Regions from separate parts of the Mus musculus genome. Here region 1 is linked to region 2. Evidence: chromatin loops called from intact Hi-C (ENCODE). Cell type or tissue: left cerebral cortex. All regions are shown on one strand.

Evidence for each region. Hi-C counts contacts between places; a loop is a spot of excess contacts. Peaks named below come from ENCODE experiments on the same cell type or tissue, not always from the same donor. Only the 100,000 strongest peaks of a DNase experiment are listed, where the experiment ranks them.
Region 1: a loop joins it to region 2, with 2.2 times the contacts of the local background. A loop is called at or near these places in 2 of 42 quality-filtered maps.

The regions. Positions count from the first base shown.
Region 1 is chr12:91,668,454-91,676,453 of GRCm38, reverse strand. All of the region lies in intron 4 of Ston2 (stonin 2), which reads left to right. It also overlaps the pseudogene Gm51993. Among named protein-coding and RNA genes, the nearest start is that of Gm16876, 9.3 kb to the left of the region's middle. In left cerebral cortex, a CTCF peak has its summit at 3,125 (motif pointing left); DNase peaks (open chromatin) are centred at 3,068 and 3,728.
Region 2 is chr12:91,771,932-91,779,931 of GRCm38, reverse strand. All of the region lies in intron 1 of Ston2 (stonin 2), which reads left to right. Among named protein-coding and RNA genes, the nearest start is that of Ston2, 11 kb to the left of the region's middle. In left cerebral cortex, no CTCF peak of the experiment used is centred here; DNase peaks (open chromatin) are centred at 739, 1,272, 1,652 and 4,693; H3K4me3 peaks cover 1,050 bases; H3K27ac peaks cover 1,059 bases.

The sequences.
Region 1 (8,000 bases), 100 kb after region 2:
CCTATACCCACACTAAACAGATTAAGTTCTAGCCAGGTTCTAAGCCACCTCCCTGAGCCTCTTCAGGAAGAGTGACTAAAACAAGCACATACTCTCTTCCTTATAGACAGGGATTTCAGTCAAGAATGGAAGGTATGTCTGATGGTGGCCCTTACACCTCCTGCGCAGCCACTACACACACACACACACACACACACACACACACACACACACACACACACACGTGTGAAGTTTATGGCCTTTATACATAGCTGCATAGCCACAACACACACGTGTGTACCTTATTTACTTATGTAGAGGAAGTATGGTGTCGTGTTGGCCAAAGACCAAGAAATAATTGAGTTGACAAGCAGCCAAGTCACAAGGCTCACATCTTCCCAAGCAGTGTGGCTGTCCCTTCCTTCACGCCAGCAGTCATTAAGCTAGGTCGTGGTGCTTTCCTAGCCGATGCCCCTCGGATAGTTCCAGAGAAGGTTTGCTGTAGACGCTCTCCAGCTTCCCTAAGCTCTTGGCCTGTTTGTGGACTTATTCAGGAAAACATAGTAAATCAGATCCATTTATTTTCGGTGGGAAATCCTCTTTCAAACTCATGACAACATCTCTCTCATAGAATTGTCAGGAGACACAAATATCTAACAGTGTGTGTGTGTGTGTGTGTGTGTGTGTGTGTGTGTGTGTGTGTTAGGACTGGCACATTATAATAATTTTGTTATTGCTATTTGGTTTGGTTTGGTTTTAGGGTTTTCAAGACAGGATTTGTCTGGGTGGTCCTGGCTGTCCTGGAACTCACTCTTGTAGACCAGCCTGGTCTCAAAAGCAGAGACGTGTCTGTCTCTGCCTCCAGAGTTCTGGGATTAAAGGATCGCCAGCTGTTAAATTTGTTTGTTTGTTTTTAACAGATATTTCTAAGAGACAGCCTTTTATCTTTCAGCCGTTTCCAACCGGAAACATTTCTTCCTATTTGGTGTTCTTTTGGTATCGGGGTTGTATGGGAACATCTCAAGGGGGAAGACGAGAGCTGAGCTGAGCAGAGGTGGCCAGGCAGGAATGTGGCGTTGGAATCCCGAGCCCCACAGTCTCCGGCAGCTACACTGCTCTTGCATTATGCTATGCCACTTTTGTAGTTTGTAATACAACGTGTTAAAGGACTACAAACCCTTCTCCATCTTCTGGGAAGTCAATCTAGGTTCTGAGCTAACTTTCTTCCCTTCTCCACGTCCTCACATGCTTGCTCTTTAGCTCAGATCCCAGCCCAAACCTGACGCGTTGAACAGACGTAGGCATAGACGAGGAGGGAAGGCCGACGAGAGTTGCCAGAGGACTTCGTGCTAGAAGCAGACAGGCAGTCACAGCACCACTTGACGCTTAGAGGAAATGGCTTTTAGAAAGTCAAAGAGCAGATCCAGATCGACTCACAGGCATCCGACCCCAGAGGACTCTCAGGCTTGTGAATCACAGGACCTGGAAAGAGGACACAGGAAAGGAAGCAGGACCTTTCCTGTTGTCTCTGCCATGGAAGAGCTGACAGCACGCTACGAATGGTCAGGAACCTTCTCCATCCCTAGTCCTCTAACCCAAAGCTGGGCGAAGTTTTTAAAATGCTTTCTAAAAACTGTCTGGTGGCTTGCATGATTACATTTTGTAATGAAAAGAAGGATGAATATGAGTCTGAGAAACATGGATATGAATTTATCCTGTCTGTACTCCAGGATCTTCTGAACCATCTCCCTTACTTTAAAATGTAGAGTTGAGGATTTATGGTATTAAATGAATTCTGTAGCCAAAGGGCAGGGCTTCAGGGGCCTGTGTACGCAGTCTCCTGGCCTTTGCCTTTCCCATCGTTATCAGAGCCATTGTTTTGAACTGTAAGGATGATGACCTGTGTGGAAGATACTCAGATGACACAGCCTTTGGCTTAGCCTCTTTCTGTCTTTGGCACTTATATCTGACTGTCCGTGGGAAAACTCATGTCTGTTTTCAAAAGAGTCCGCAATGGGAAAATTTACAGTTCCTGTCTTTCCCATTGAGGGAATCCCATAGACTTTGCCTTCCTGAATATATAGCTTTAATTAAAACGGTATTATTCTTGCTCTCCTTTATTGTCCAGAGAGTGACCTTGTAAGACTGCTGCTTAGTAGGACTTCATCCTTTACCTCACTGGTCCAAGGAACGGTCAGCTCTGAGAGCACACAGCCTAGATAATCCACTAAGTAACTTTTAAAAAATTCTCTTAACTAAGCAATGCTCCAAATTTATATAGATGTAAGAAAGAAAGTAAAAGGCTACAAAGACAGTTAAGAACACTGGCTGCTCTTCCAGAGAACCTGGGTTCAAGTCCCAGTACTTACAAGGTAGCTCACAAGCGTCTGTAACTCTAATTCCAGGGACTCCAACTCCTTCTGGTCTCCACAGGCACTGTGTGTACCTGCTACACAGATAAGTAAGACACCCACACACATAAAAATGTGAAAAGAAGTGAAAAGAAAGCATAAAGAACTATTCGAAGAAACACTGTCCTTCAAAAACGCAGTAATTGCTAAAGACTCAGCAAAGCCTCAAACTGTAATTTAGATCTAATATTTGGTGTTTCCTTCTCTGTTTAAAACTAGTAATAATGACTGTGACAACATCTCGGTCCAAGCAGGAGCAGGCACCAGGCAGCGTGAGAACTATTTCTCCTGAGATCATTTGATTTTCCTAGTCCTGGGAAGTAAATACAAGTTTTCTCATTTTACCACTACAGACACTGAGACCCAAAGTTACTTAGTCTAGGGGGCGCTTGACAGTCTAGATCCAGGACCATAAAGCAGGGCAAGCGAATGCCAGCGAGCACTTGTACAGCTGGTTCTCCTATTGGGTCAGCCTGTTCTACCCGGCCAGTACTGTGCAGCAGGTAGCTGTCTGGAGATTTGAAGACATAGCGCACTAAAGCTTACCAGGGAGAGAAAGGCACCCATCCCTACTCTCCCAACAACCTCTGCATATCCATAAAGAACTGTGTTTTCTGGGCATGTCTGTTCCTTGAGAATGGCTCTTCCATTCACTCTTGTATTTTTTTCCTGGTCTGAAAAACTGCCCATCTTTTCTGGCTCCCTCTACAGGCTGCAAGATACTAGGCTCAGAGGCTGTTAGGCACCAAGAGGCTCGATGCGCCTGAGCGCCCTACTGGTAGCACACCGGGGCTGTGGTTGTGCTTTCTCAGCTCAGTCCTAAAAATAATTTCTGGTCTGATCTGAATTGCAAGATATCAGCCTTGATGGTGACTAATGATCATAATAATGGCTAAAATGTATAAATTTCTACTTCGGAAGTCTTTTCTGAACCAATTTATACTCAGTAGACAAAAGCCATTCTTCTTCCTTACAATAATAAAATCAAAGACATAATAGCTCTAGATATGGTCTCCTATTTATCAACCTCACCATGGCATGCAGTATTAATCCTTCATGACACATTAAGAAATTTAAGCCAAGCTTCACTGTCAGACACCAGCCAAAGACAGTCGGATCCAGACTTCTATATTATACTGTCATGCCCCTTTAAAAACAGTTTGCTCATCAGCTTTAATTCCAACTGTTTTGAAAAAAAAAAAAAAACACACTCACTCAATGCCAGGAGATGAAGCTTTGCCACCACTTGGGCAGGCGGAAGACAACGCTGGCATTCTGAAGGCACTTCCAGAGAGATGCCGCCAAGGGCTGCCTCCTACTCCACTCGCCTCTGCCAGGGTTTCCATGGTTCACCAGCTTGGGCACCTTCAGAGGCATAACGTGCTATTTTGTCAGTCTCCCTGCTTAGCGGTTGGCCCCAGAGGACCGGAGAGCATGCTCACTGGGATGAGTCCCCAACATCTTTCCAGTTACAGCAGTGTTTCTTAGCTGTGTGCCTGCTAGCTGTTACTTAGAACCCTTTTAAACTACCTAATTACTGTTTGCCCTAACATTTCAATAAATCAGCGCTTGTTAGAATAGCCACCAGCTGAAAGGATCCTTGGTAGGGTTCTTGGGCACAGCTTTGGGACTCTCTGCTGGTGCTCATTAAAGCGTTAGTGTTGTGTTGTGCTTATACTGTATTGGAGATGCCCAGTGTTAGCTACATTTTCCCCTTTCCTCTTGGCCCTAAAGGCTAGTGAGAGGAACATATTATTATTTCTCCTGGACATATCAGAAACCTGTTTTTAAAACTCATCCTGCTGTAATCATGGACAGATGAGGCCAGAATTTCTTGGCGGTGAACTTTCTGTTTCTATAATGTTATTGTTCAGGCTGTGCTGGGTACCACTGTGGTTTGAATGTAGAAAGTCCCCGATAGGTTTGTGTACTGGAGCCCGTCATCACCTGTTTGAGAAGGCTGTGGAACTATTAAGCAGGGGGGAGCCATGCTGGAGGAGATGGGTCACTGATGGTGAGGCACAAGCCTTCAGGTTTTATAACCCCGTCCTACTTCTCTGCTTCCTGACAGTGGCTGTGGTAGCACGCACGTACACACACACACACACACACACACACACACACACAGAGAGAGAGAGAGAGAGAGAGAGAGACAGAGAGAGACAGAGAGAGACAGAGAGAGACAGAGACAGAGAGACTAAATTAATCTTTTTTTAAAAAGTAGAAAAATACAAATTTAACACAAGGAGTAGTTACTACGGGTTAAACTGCTCTGAATAAAACTGAAGGAGCGCTTATAGAAGTAGGTTAGTAGGTTAGTAGGTTAGTGATACCTGACTACCACACTCAGCCACCATGATCATCTATATCACTGGTTCTCAAACTATGGATCACAAACCCCTTGGGGCTCGAATGACCCTTTCACAGGGGTTGCATATCAGATATCCTGCATATCAGATACATTATGACTCATAACAGTAGCGGAATTTCAGTTATGAAGTAACAAGAAAAGTAACGTTCTAGTTGGAGGTATTACAACATGAGGAACTGTACTAGAGAGTCAATACATTAGGAAGGTTGGGGACCACTGTTCCACATCCCTTCATAAACTGTAAGTGAAAATAAGCCCTTCCTCCCTTAAATTGCCACCTGTCAGATCCCAGCAATAAGGACTATGGCCAGTACAGTCATGGGTATACATGGAGACCATCCAGGAAAGAAGATGTGAGTTAAGGAACCAGTAGGCCTCTTTGGTTACAAGCAACAAAAATAAATATTGGCCAACGAGAAATTTGTGGGAGAGCCAAGCTCAGAAAGGGGCAAGAGCCCACACAGCTCTGTCCCCTCGGCAGGAGCCTGTAGATGGTTCCTTCTGAGTGTCACCCTCTCGATGAATGAACATCATGCATTTTTATTTCCATGAAAAAAAAAATGTACATGAGGCAGTTCCCAGGAAAAGAGCTTTATAGTAGACAATGCTCCCAAGTTTCTTTCTTCTTCTTCTTTTTTTTTTTTTTTTTTTTTTTGGTTTTTTTCGAGACAGGGTTTCTCTGTGTAGCCCTGGCTGTCCTGGAACTCACTTTGTAGACCAGGCTGGCCTCAAACTCAGAAATCCGCCTGCCTCTGCCTCCCAAGTACTGGGATTAAAGGCATGTGCCACCATGTGCCACCATGCCCGGCTCATCAGGCTTTCTAATAAAATGTCTTCCAAATGATTCTTAAATAAGACTCATAAAGCACTAACCATTAAAGGAAAATACTTCATAAATTACCTCACTTTTGAATTTAAAGTGTCTGTTAATTAAAAGCCATCCTATTACAAAAAATAAAAGCAAACCACTATATAGGAAGAAATGTTGCCAACAGGCATATCTGGCAGACCACTCACATGCAGAACATAAATTAACTTTGGGAGTCAGCAGAAACATGGTAAACAGCAAACAAAGGCCTTATAAAGATAATGTCATGGGCTGGCAAGATGGCTCAGTAGGAAAAGGTGCTCGTCATATAAGCCTGGTGACCCGAGTTCAATCCCCAGGCCCCACGAAAAGGGGGAAGGAGAGAACCATATGAACTCCCCAGAACTGTCCACAGTTCCACAGAGCTGTCCTGTGACCTCCACATGCATACTGTGGGGTGCCTGCCCCACAGCCATACACTCTCACCATAATAATAAATATTCTTTTCAGAAGTACTTCATAAAAGAGGATAGCCAAATAGCCAGTAAAACATGCACCACGGTGCTAGGCAAGCCTCCTTAGTTACCAATGGAAGCCAAGTAACTCTACCATAAAACAGAGTGCCTAGACAGCATCACAGTTCAAGTGAGTGTCAGGCAGTACTGCCTGTTAGCAAAGATAAAGACCAACAGAACATGTAGACACTGTGTGGAAGCCTAAGTGAATGCAGTGAGTTTGCGTGCTGGATGATGGAATAGTCCTGTTTAGTATACTCAATGCATCTTCGTGTGTACCCAAGTATGTACAAGAGTGTGCAGTGGGGCACCAGCTATAATTGCCCAAATGCAGAAAATATCAAATATCTGTAAACATTCCAAGGGATAAACTGTCGCATTGGTGCATTTGAACACAATGCAGAAATGTTCAAATAGCACATATGGTGTTAGTAGTCATGGTAGTGATTATGAGAAGGGGAGGTCGGTAGGAGGAATGGGGGCATAAAGTGAAGTCACCATGGGTTCTGGCTGTGTTCTGGCTTTGGATCAGTTTACAAACAAATCCAAACAAACAGTTTTGAAAAAATGCATCAAGCTTTAAACACAGACAGGATTTCTGTTCTTTTCCGTGTGCTTGGTGTTTTAATAAAATGTTTACAAAAAAGAAAAGCTAGGCATGGCGCTATAGGTAGGTAATTCCAACCCTTGGGAGGTTAAGTAAGGCAGGATGGTAGCCCGGGCTTGACAATTAGAGATGAGTCAAGTGACGGACAGTTGCCTCTAGAAGAAAGCACTGGCAAACTCCAGATTAATCACATCAATAAGAAAAATAGGAATTTGGGGCTTGAGAGATTGATTGTTCAGTAGCTAAGACCATCTGCTGCTCTTGGAGAGGACTCGAGTTTGGCTCCCAGCACCCAAGTTTGGAAGCTGACAACCACCTCTCCAATTCCAGGGAATGAAAATGCCCTCCAGCCTCCAAGAGCATCTGCACTCACGGTGCACAGAAACTCTCGAAGACACACCACACACACACACACACACACACACACACACACACACACAGAGAGAGAGACAGAGAGAGAGAGAGAGAGAGAGAGAGAAAGAGACAGAGAGAGAGACAGGGACAGAGAGAGACAGAGAGAGACAGAGACAGAGAGACTAAATTAATCTTTTTAAAAAAAAATAGAAAAATACAAATTTAACACAAGGAGTAGTTACTACGGGTTAAACTGCTCTGAATAAAACTGATGGAGCGCTTATAGAAGTAGGTTAGTAGGTTAGTGTTCCCCCATCAGGTGACTGACTGAACTGGAGGGAAGCACCCGGGCTCCTGTTTCTCACAGAGGTGCTGGGGACATGCACGTGTACAGTCCTGAGTATCTCTAAGCACCTGTCTCTGAATGTTCTACCTCAAGTCAATGAAGAGGACGGTTTAGAAACAGATTAGAAACTTCTCGTCCAAAGACAAGTTGCCTAAGCTATTGTTTTCCCTCCCCTGTAGACCGTGAACCCTCCCGTCGTGGTCTAAAGGAGGAGTTGAGGCAGAGCACTGTAGGAGTCCGTGTTACCTCATCAGCTCACAGGGGACACTGACAAACTGGGACAGATTTTTCCCCTGTTGATATTTGAAGCCTCTCCTGGGGCTTCCCCGTGGCGTGACGTCGTGTCATTGTGAATGTCACAGTGTGTTGGTTTTGGTGGCTTGGTAACTCAAGCACTGGGGCAAAGGGCACTTCTGCTTATCTGTATCACAGTGTGAGGCTTGTCCCCACACCAACACGCCATGGCTTCCTTCTCCAGTGTTTACTCAGGCGCACCTGCAAGTGAGCCCAGAGCCTGAGCCAGTACATATTTTCTGGGTGCCAGGCAATATCGTAGATTATAATAATGATGAATAAAAACAGCATAAAGATGGAAAAAAGATAAAAATG
Region 2 (8,000 bases):
TTAGAAGCAATTCTGGCATCTTTAGAACGTCTATGTTCTATCCCCAAGGTGCTCTTTATGGGTGACTTTTCCTGAATTTCAGGATTATAAAAGCAGATGTGAAATTCTTGGAATAATGCCTGTCAAATAATATACACCATGTTAATATTAGGGTAATTATTATGTTATGAATCAGCTTCATCTCTCCACCTAGGTATTAAGTTCTTTGTGGGTGACATCAGTTCATCTTGTTCTTTTCCTCGCCAGTACAATATTCTTAGTATATTGATGGTATTGGGCTCTCCGACAAATTATTTCCCTTTTGTGAGCTCTGGTAGGTAGGGGCCATACACAAATTTGTGTAGAGTTCCATCTGGGTTCATGAACACTATTTGTCACCCACAGTTTACAGTCGCCCTTCCTAAACCCTACACACCCTATACTAAAAAGTATGAAAAAAATAAAAGTGAGCTCAAAGTGGCTTGCATGAGAGAAGAGCACGGATCCCAGCATCGTGGAGGTTCACAACCACCAGCCCACAGTAGCTAGGACTCCGTAATGGTTCCCAGTCCCAGCCACTTCTTGCCCCGGGAGCTTGCTTGGCTAACCCCATTGGGTGCACAGGGCACCGGAACCGGTTTCAATGTTCTCCTGGCCCCAGGTGCGGTGGGAACCAAGGCCAGGGCAACTAAGGTCTGCGAGTGGCTCCGCCCACCCCATCCTTCTGTCCAATCAGAGAGCGTCTCTTGCACAAGCCGCGCCCAATCAGGAGCGCCGAGAGCTGCGCCCTGAGCCCGCGGGCGCCCAGCAAGCCCAGAGTCGCGAGCGGGCAGTGGAGGTGCGGCGGCCCGGACGGAGCTCTGCGCGAGCGGCGGCGGGACGGGGTCAGGCTGGGGAGCTGGCGGTGGCGCGGATCTCACCGCCGATGCCGGGACTCTGCTCAGCCCGCTGCTGGTGAGTACGACCCGCGGTGGGGAGCGACCTAGGCGCCGCAGGTGGACGGCGGGGGGCGCCGGCCGCGAGGTCCTAGCGCCGAGCATCTCCGAGCACCGGGTATTGAGCCAAAGCGGAGCGCCACCGCACCACCAAGTCCGGGAAGGCCCGACTGGGTGGGTGGGGAATGAGGCGAGGCGGCTTCTTCGGGGTATTCGTGGGGAGACCCCCGTGACCCCCACACTCATCGCAGCACTTCTTGCCAGCCCGTGCCTTTCCCTGAGCTCCAAGTCGGCCAGGGCCACTTCGTTGTCCTGAGCGGGGAGGCGACAACAGGTGTCCTTGGAGATGGTGCCTTGCCCCACCCCCGCTCGAAATCCCGGCCTTGGCGTCGCGCCCCAGCTTCGGGGTGTTCTGAGTCGGGACCCCAGCCTGGCCTCTCAGGCTCTTTGCCCGCTGGACAGCGCCCAGGGGCGGCCTGGACCCCCGGGCCTTGGATGGAGTTTCCTGAACGCGTTGCCAAGCAATTTGCTGGACACCGCCTCTCGTCGGGATGGATAGTTGGGGGGGGGGGGGGAGCGTTATTTATTGGACACTAGCCTCTCCCTGGGATGTAGAGTTTTGTGTGTGTGTGTGTGTGTGTGTGTGTGTGTGTGTGTGTGTGTGTGTTCCCATACAGACTCTGCTGAAAGGAGCTGCCTGAGGGCTCTAAGTGAATCATTAACTCTGGTTTTATGCAGCTACTGCCCCTGCCTGCATTTCTCTTGCTCGCTCCCAGTCTCCTTCATGCTTTCTGTGCTGTTTGCTCTCCTTATTTATAAAGTGACAATTCTGATTGCACTCGTATGGAAGATTATATGAGCCACTGTCTGAAAAATAGCAAGCATAGCACCAAGCATTCAAAAAATGCTGGCTCTTAACGATTGTCAAGTGGGTGATTGTTTTAAGAGTAAATCAGACCTGTCCAGACTGGCCCCATAGCCATTTGGAGTATTTAGCAGTTTTCTACTCTCCAAGGAGAAAAATGTTACTGTTACTGATGGTATCATTTAAAGGGAATAGATATGTCCTACTGGGGAGCAGATGGGAAAGAGAGATGAATTTCAATTAGTATCCAATGTTCTGTGACCCTATGGATGTTTTGTGAAAAGAATATTATGATGCTTTTGTTGTTTTCTCTCTCTTATTTGTATGGGTGATTAGAGTGGTGAAGGAATTATTTTTAGCATTTTGTAGCTTGTAGCCTTTTTTAAAGGTGAGGGATGGGGACAGAAACACACATATGCAATTCTCAGCCTTATAACAAAATGCCAGCAGCTGAAAGAACCCCAAAATGTGTGTTTCTACCTTCATGCAGTTGATGGAATGTCTGTCTCAGGTGGTCTTAGTTCAGTCTTTTGCCGCTGTATCCTCTCTGTCCCCTTGCTGTTTAATCTGGGCATCACAGACACGGGTGACTACATGTTTATTTGTGTTTCTGAACCTAAGATAGCACATGGATCACATGTTGGAGTTGTGAGCCCTCTCCTTTGAGACCTAGAGACCTCTCTATCTGTGTTCTCAGTGGACATCTGTCTGTCTTGCCATCCCACCTAACTCCTGTGGCCTGGACCTTCAAAGGACAAGGTCAAACTATCCCGGTTTTCCTGTGGTTGCCAGACCCTTGTCTACCTTAGGATCAATATACACGCCCAATATATAGCGAGCGTCTTCTCAGGGTCTGAGATGGGTTTCTCACTGCAGATCTTGCAAGTGTGAGAACAGTGTGGCTTTTCAGCTGTTGCTCTGTGGACTTTTCCTTTCCAGTGGAGTGGGAAGATCTGATGGCTATAGCCAGGAAGGGACAAAAGGATGTGGCACGGGGCAGATTGCTGAATTCAAAGGCAGACTCCCACCTCGTGAGAGCCCAGGCTCTAACTGTGGCTAAGAAATCTGGGCACCCTGCTTTGGTTCTCTGAGCTAGGCTCCACATGAGTGATACTGATTTTATTAAATAGTGAAGAGACAGGATGCTTTAAAAAGAAAATGCTAGTGGATGAGAAGCCCGTAGCACAGCCCCCAGACACAGTTACATGTCTGTGGCATCTAGGAGGTTCTAACAGTGAGAGTTAAAGATAAAGGGCAGATTGAGAGTTGACTACTTAGGCAGTTGATAGAATGAGGAGCTGAAGTGGGGTCTTTGAGAGCAAGGCAGAACAGACGGGCGAAGGCACAGAACATCACAAGTGTTGCTTTAAACTGCTTGGGCTAAATAACAAGTAACCCCAAACATCATTGCTCTACAGTCTCTCAGACTTCTTACTCATTGATGCTGTGCGTCTAGGTGGGTCAAATCAGCCTCCCTCAATCAAGGACCCTACTGACCTCACTATGGCAAAGAGAGAGACTTACCATGGGACAGCACTATCACATTTAACATCTGCTGGGAAGTGAGTGTTGGCTGGCCCTCCAGCTCCATGCCGTTGACCGAGGTCAGTGACATGGCCAAGTGTGATGTCAGAGACAGTATAAGCTTCCTGAAGATAGGGAGATATGGTTGTGGAGATCGGAAACTGAAAAAAAAAAAAAAAAAAAAAAAAAAAAAAACAAGGTCAGGGAAGTTATCCAGAGGCAGATGATGAAAGATTCGGGTTTGTGGACCAGGCAGTTGAGTCTTTATGTTATAGGCAGAATGTAACCACTGAAAGCAAATGTGTGTGTGAAATGTGTGTGTGTGTGTGAGTCTGTCTGTCTGTGTGTCTCTGTGTATATATATCTGTGTGTCTGTGTCTATCTCTCTGTGTGTGTATGTGTGTGTGTCTGTGTGTGGTATATGGTATATGTACACCCATGTGTGCACATAGAAACCAGAAGAAGATTTTGGGGCAGGGTGTAGAGCAGGCACTATTACCTCCAGAGCCATCTCCCCAGCTCCTAATGAAGTTAAATTGAGGTTTAACAAGGTCAGATTTTTAGGACAAACGCAAACCTCCAGTAGCACGGTGAAGTATGAAACTGGTGAAACTCAGAGCAAGAGGTGGCGAGATCCTGGTCAGCCCCACAACCTCACATCCCTCTCATGTGTCTCGAAGGACACCAGGACAAGGAAATTCTTCAGCTGATACTGGAGTGGCTTGTGTTTTTCACGCGTCGTCCTACAAGGCACGTGCTCTCTCACCTTGACGTTTTTATCTTGTAATATCATCAAAACCTAACAAACATCTAATATGGTAGTTCCCAGACTTTGGCTGCATCGACAGATGGGAAGGCTCCACGCAACAGAAATTGCTGACTCCGCCCCCAGCCCCATCCCAGAGTTTCTGAATCAGTCAATACAGGGTCAGACCTGAGAGTAAACTTTTCTGCCCAGTGCTCTGTCGATGCTGATGCTGTTGGCCCAGAGACCTCACAATGAAAAGCAGTAAAGGCAGCAATTAAGATGTGTCTGCTGGGAAGACCTGCAAGGGAGGGCCAATGAAAGGTTCTAGTACTTTGCCCTAGGCTGCTGTGAGCATCGGGGTGTATAGGAGTCCCTGAACCTCCAGTTCTTATTAACTGCTTGCTTGTTTGATTTTTTTTTTTTTAATCAGAACCTTATTATATAACTCTGCCTGGCCTAGACCCCTAAGCAATCCTCTGCCTCAGCCTCCTAAGTACTAAGTTACAGGTATGTACCACCCTTCCCAGGCTTATATTTAAATGTCCTGTGCAATTCTCCTAAGCCGAAAATGCCAAACAGCTCCAATGTGGAGCTTCTAGAAGCATACAAGGGCTGCTTTGTCCCACCCCCTTGTAATTCTGCCCAGCGTCTCCGTCCTCTCATTGAGCACACACCCTTTCAGCTGGTTCCAGCCTTCTCTCTCCCTGGCTTGTCCACACATCCAAATCTTAGTCCCTCACACTCTTTTGTCTTCCCAGTCTAATGTCTTCTGGACCTTGCCCACTGGGTGGATCTTTGGCTGAATCGTAGCAGAGTCAGACCAAGAAATGGCTTGTCTCATTTGGTTGAGTCTTTATGACAAAACATCTGTACGGTGTGGTCATCTGCAAATTGCAGCCCATCTCTACCCCAAGATAAATAATCCTCTGAGAATCCAAGATCAACCAGGCCAAAGCTCTTTGGCTTGCTGTAATAGGAGGGGCAGGTCACAACAATCCTCTCAGCGCTGACTCATTGCTCTCGCAATGACAGAGTGTTTGAAAAACGGTTGTTAAAGAGAAAACACGTTGCTTTGTACAGGAAATGAAACACAGGTTTCTTTTCTTTTCTTCTTCTTCTGGGTTTTAGACATAAACAAAGGGTGACCTCTATCTGGGAGCCAGATAACTATTGTGTGCCCACCCTAATATGCAGCTTGTGAACACATGACATATTTTTAGGCTCAGTGTTTTGAATGCTGGATAGTGGCTTAGAAGATGTGTCTAAGGTAAAGATGAGCATATGATGGCTCAATGGGTTATGGGTAGAAAATTCTTGAAGCAGTGTTTATTGTTTATATAAAATAAGAAATACAGTGAGCTAAAGCTTTGAAAAGGCCCAATATTTGACAGATAATCACGCTTAGCAGGTGTGTTTTTGAAACAGGCAATTCTCTTAGGGTTCTGGGCTTCTCCCAGGTAAGTAAGAAAACTTGGAACCAGAGTTCTTGTTCTGGAGGCCTGAGGCTATCTCTTTCTTTCTCCAGGTAATTCTGAAAAGCAAGTAATTTCCTCCCCTCCCACACACCTGGCTTCAAAGTGCCCTTCCCTTGGTGACTTTATGAGGCATTAGAGCATCTTCCTGCATCTTAGGTCTCCAAGAAACTTTGAAGTTTCAAAAGATGCCCTAAACAGAACCCCGGCCTTAAGAGTGAACCACAAGAGACTCCAGACAGGAAGGATTAAAGCGTCGAACAGAGTTAGAAAGTGCTACTCTCCCATTGCATAGCATTCATCTGGCAATTTGATATGAAATATCATATGTCAAATATGTCAAAGCCTCAGATACTTAGAACGCTGTCCTTTTGTGCGTATATTGAACAGTTGTAGGACATAGATTTACAGTACTATTGTTGCCTTTCCGAAGTGCCATACCTAACATAGAAATACTAGTCTAAGTTCTATAGACAGATAACAAGATAAGGGAACAAAAATAAGAGGGCAGAATTGAGAACTCAAGACCTTGCACGCTTTGTCCATCCTGTGCCCTGCCGGCCCCTCACTAACTGGGCTCGTGACCTCCAGTGGCTTCACGGATGAGAAGATGGCGGTCACTGATTCCGATGTTTGGGATGGTCCGGTGTAGCCATTGGAAGGTGACCCACGTGATGGTATTGACAATCCTTCTGGGAGTTACAAAATTCCGAGGAAGAAGTTACAGGCTCTCTGTGTCTTCTTACACTGCCTCTACTCTGACAGTGAAAGAGTACACTAGTATTTACATAAATTAATATCAGTTAATGGTGAGACCACAAACAGAAAGTCGGCAAATGGCTAAGAAGGTACTGAGTGCCAGGCGTTCAGAGACCTGATGGAGTAGGTCTTCGAAAAAGCGGGTACTGTGGGAAGAATGTAGAAATAGGATTTCGTGAGGGAAAAGCACTGGGTTTGTAGGGAATGAACCCCTGTGGACTCTGGTTCTGCATCGGCGACTCAGTTCAGGCTCCCTGACAAGACTGCCTCATCTGGGATGAGAGAGTCGACAGAAAGCAGGGGAGTTGATGGGAGTTGGTTGCCCTCTGCCCATCTAATACGAATGCTCACGCACATAGAAATTTGCACAACCTCTTAACCAACGACTATAATTCACTAGCAGGCACATAGCACAGGACAGGACTCTGATGTGACCTTCTTAACATGCCCGTTTTATTAATAGGAAAGCACTTGGGAGCTAAGGATGTCAAACCTCTTTATAAATAAAGCCTAGCCCTACCATAAACTCTGTCATCTGGCAGGCAATCGGTCTCTCTCTCTCTCTACTTCTAAAATGACTTAAAGGTCAAAGGGGTGGTTCAAAGTCACACAGGAATCCCTGGACACGTCCATGTTAACGGATCCCACCTTTCCTGTCATCAGCTGGATTACATTGCTTCCCAGAGCTCCACAAGGATGGTGACACTAAGGACTTAGGGCCTGGCCAGCTAGCTAGGACGTTTCCAGCTAGCATTATATACCACATGGATCTTCAACTGTTAATGCCCAGAGCTGCTTGTTAGTTTTAGATTTAGATAATTACACCCTTTCCTTTCAGCCTTAAAACCGTCGCTTTTATTAAGAAAGTGCCACTCCAGCTGGGCGTGGTGGGGCACACCTTTAAACCCAGCACGAGGCAGAGGCAGGCGGATTTCTGAGTTCGAGGCCAGCCTGGTCTGCAGAGTGAGTTCCAGGACGGCCAGGGCTACACAGAGAAACCCTGTCTTGAAAAAAAGAAAAAAAAAAAGGAAAAGGAAAAAAAAAAGAAAAAAAGAAAGTGCCACTTCTGTGCTATGGCTCTGTGCAGATACGCTGTGTGAATAAAATGCCATTGAGTTCTTTTAACCAGATGCCAACTAGGGTAGTTGCTTTCAGTCTGTTTGAACTTGGGAGTGAGATTTCAAACCATTACCGGCTTGATACTGTCCTCTATTGCCTGCCTTTTGAAGGTAGCCGGTTACACTTGCTGTTGCTCTTCCCTCCTCCTCCTCTTCTTCTTCCTGCCCTCTTCTTCCTCCTCCTCTACCTCATCTTCCCCCTCTTCTTCTTGGTCTGTCTATCCATGTGTGTAAGTGTGTGTGTGTGTGTGTGTGTGTTTGCATTAGTGTGAGGGTCAAAGGGCAACCTCAGGTGCCTGTCCTTACCTTCTACCTCTTTTGAGGCAGGGTCTCTTGGTTTTTTTTTTTTTGTTGTTGTTGTTTTTTTGGTTTGTTTTTCCTCCTGCATATACCAGACTAGCTGGTCTTCAGGCTTCCAGGGATTTGCCATTTGTTTGCACCACCCATTTCCTCATGCTGAGATTACAGTAGATGCTTGTGCTGTGTATCAGGCTTTTACATGGGTACTAGGGATTTGAACTCAGGTCCTCATGCTTGCTTGGCAACCACTGTTATCCACTGAGCCATTTTTCCCATGAAGTGGAATTCAGGGCAGTGGTC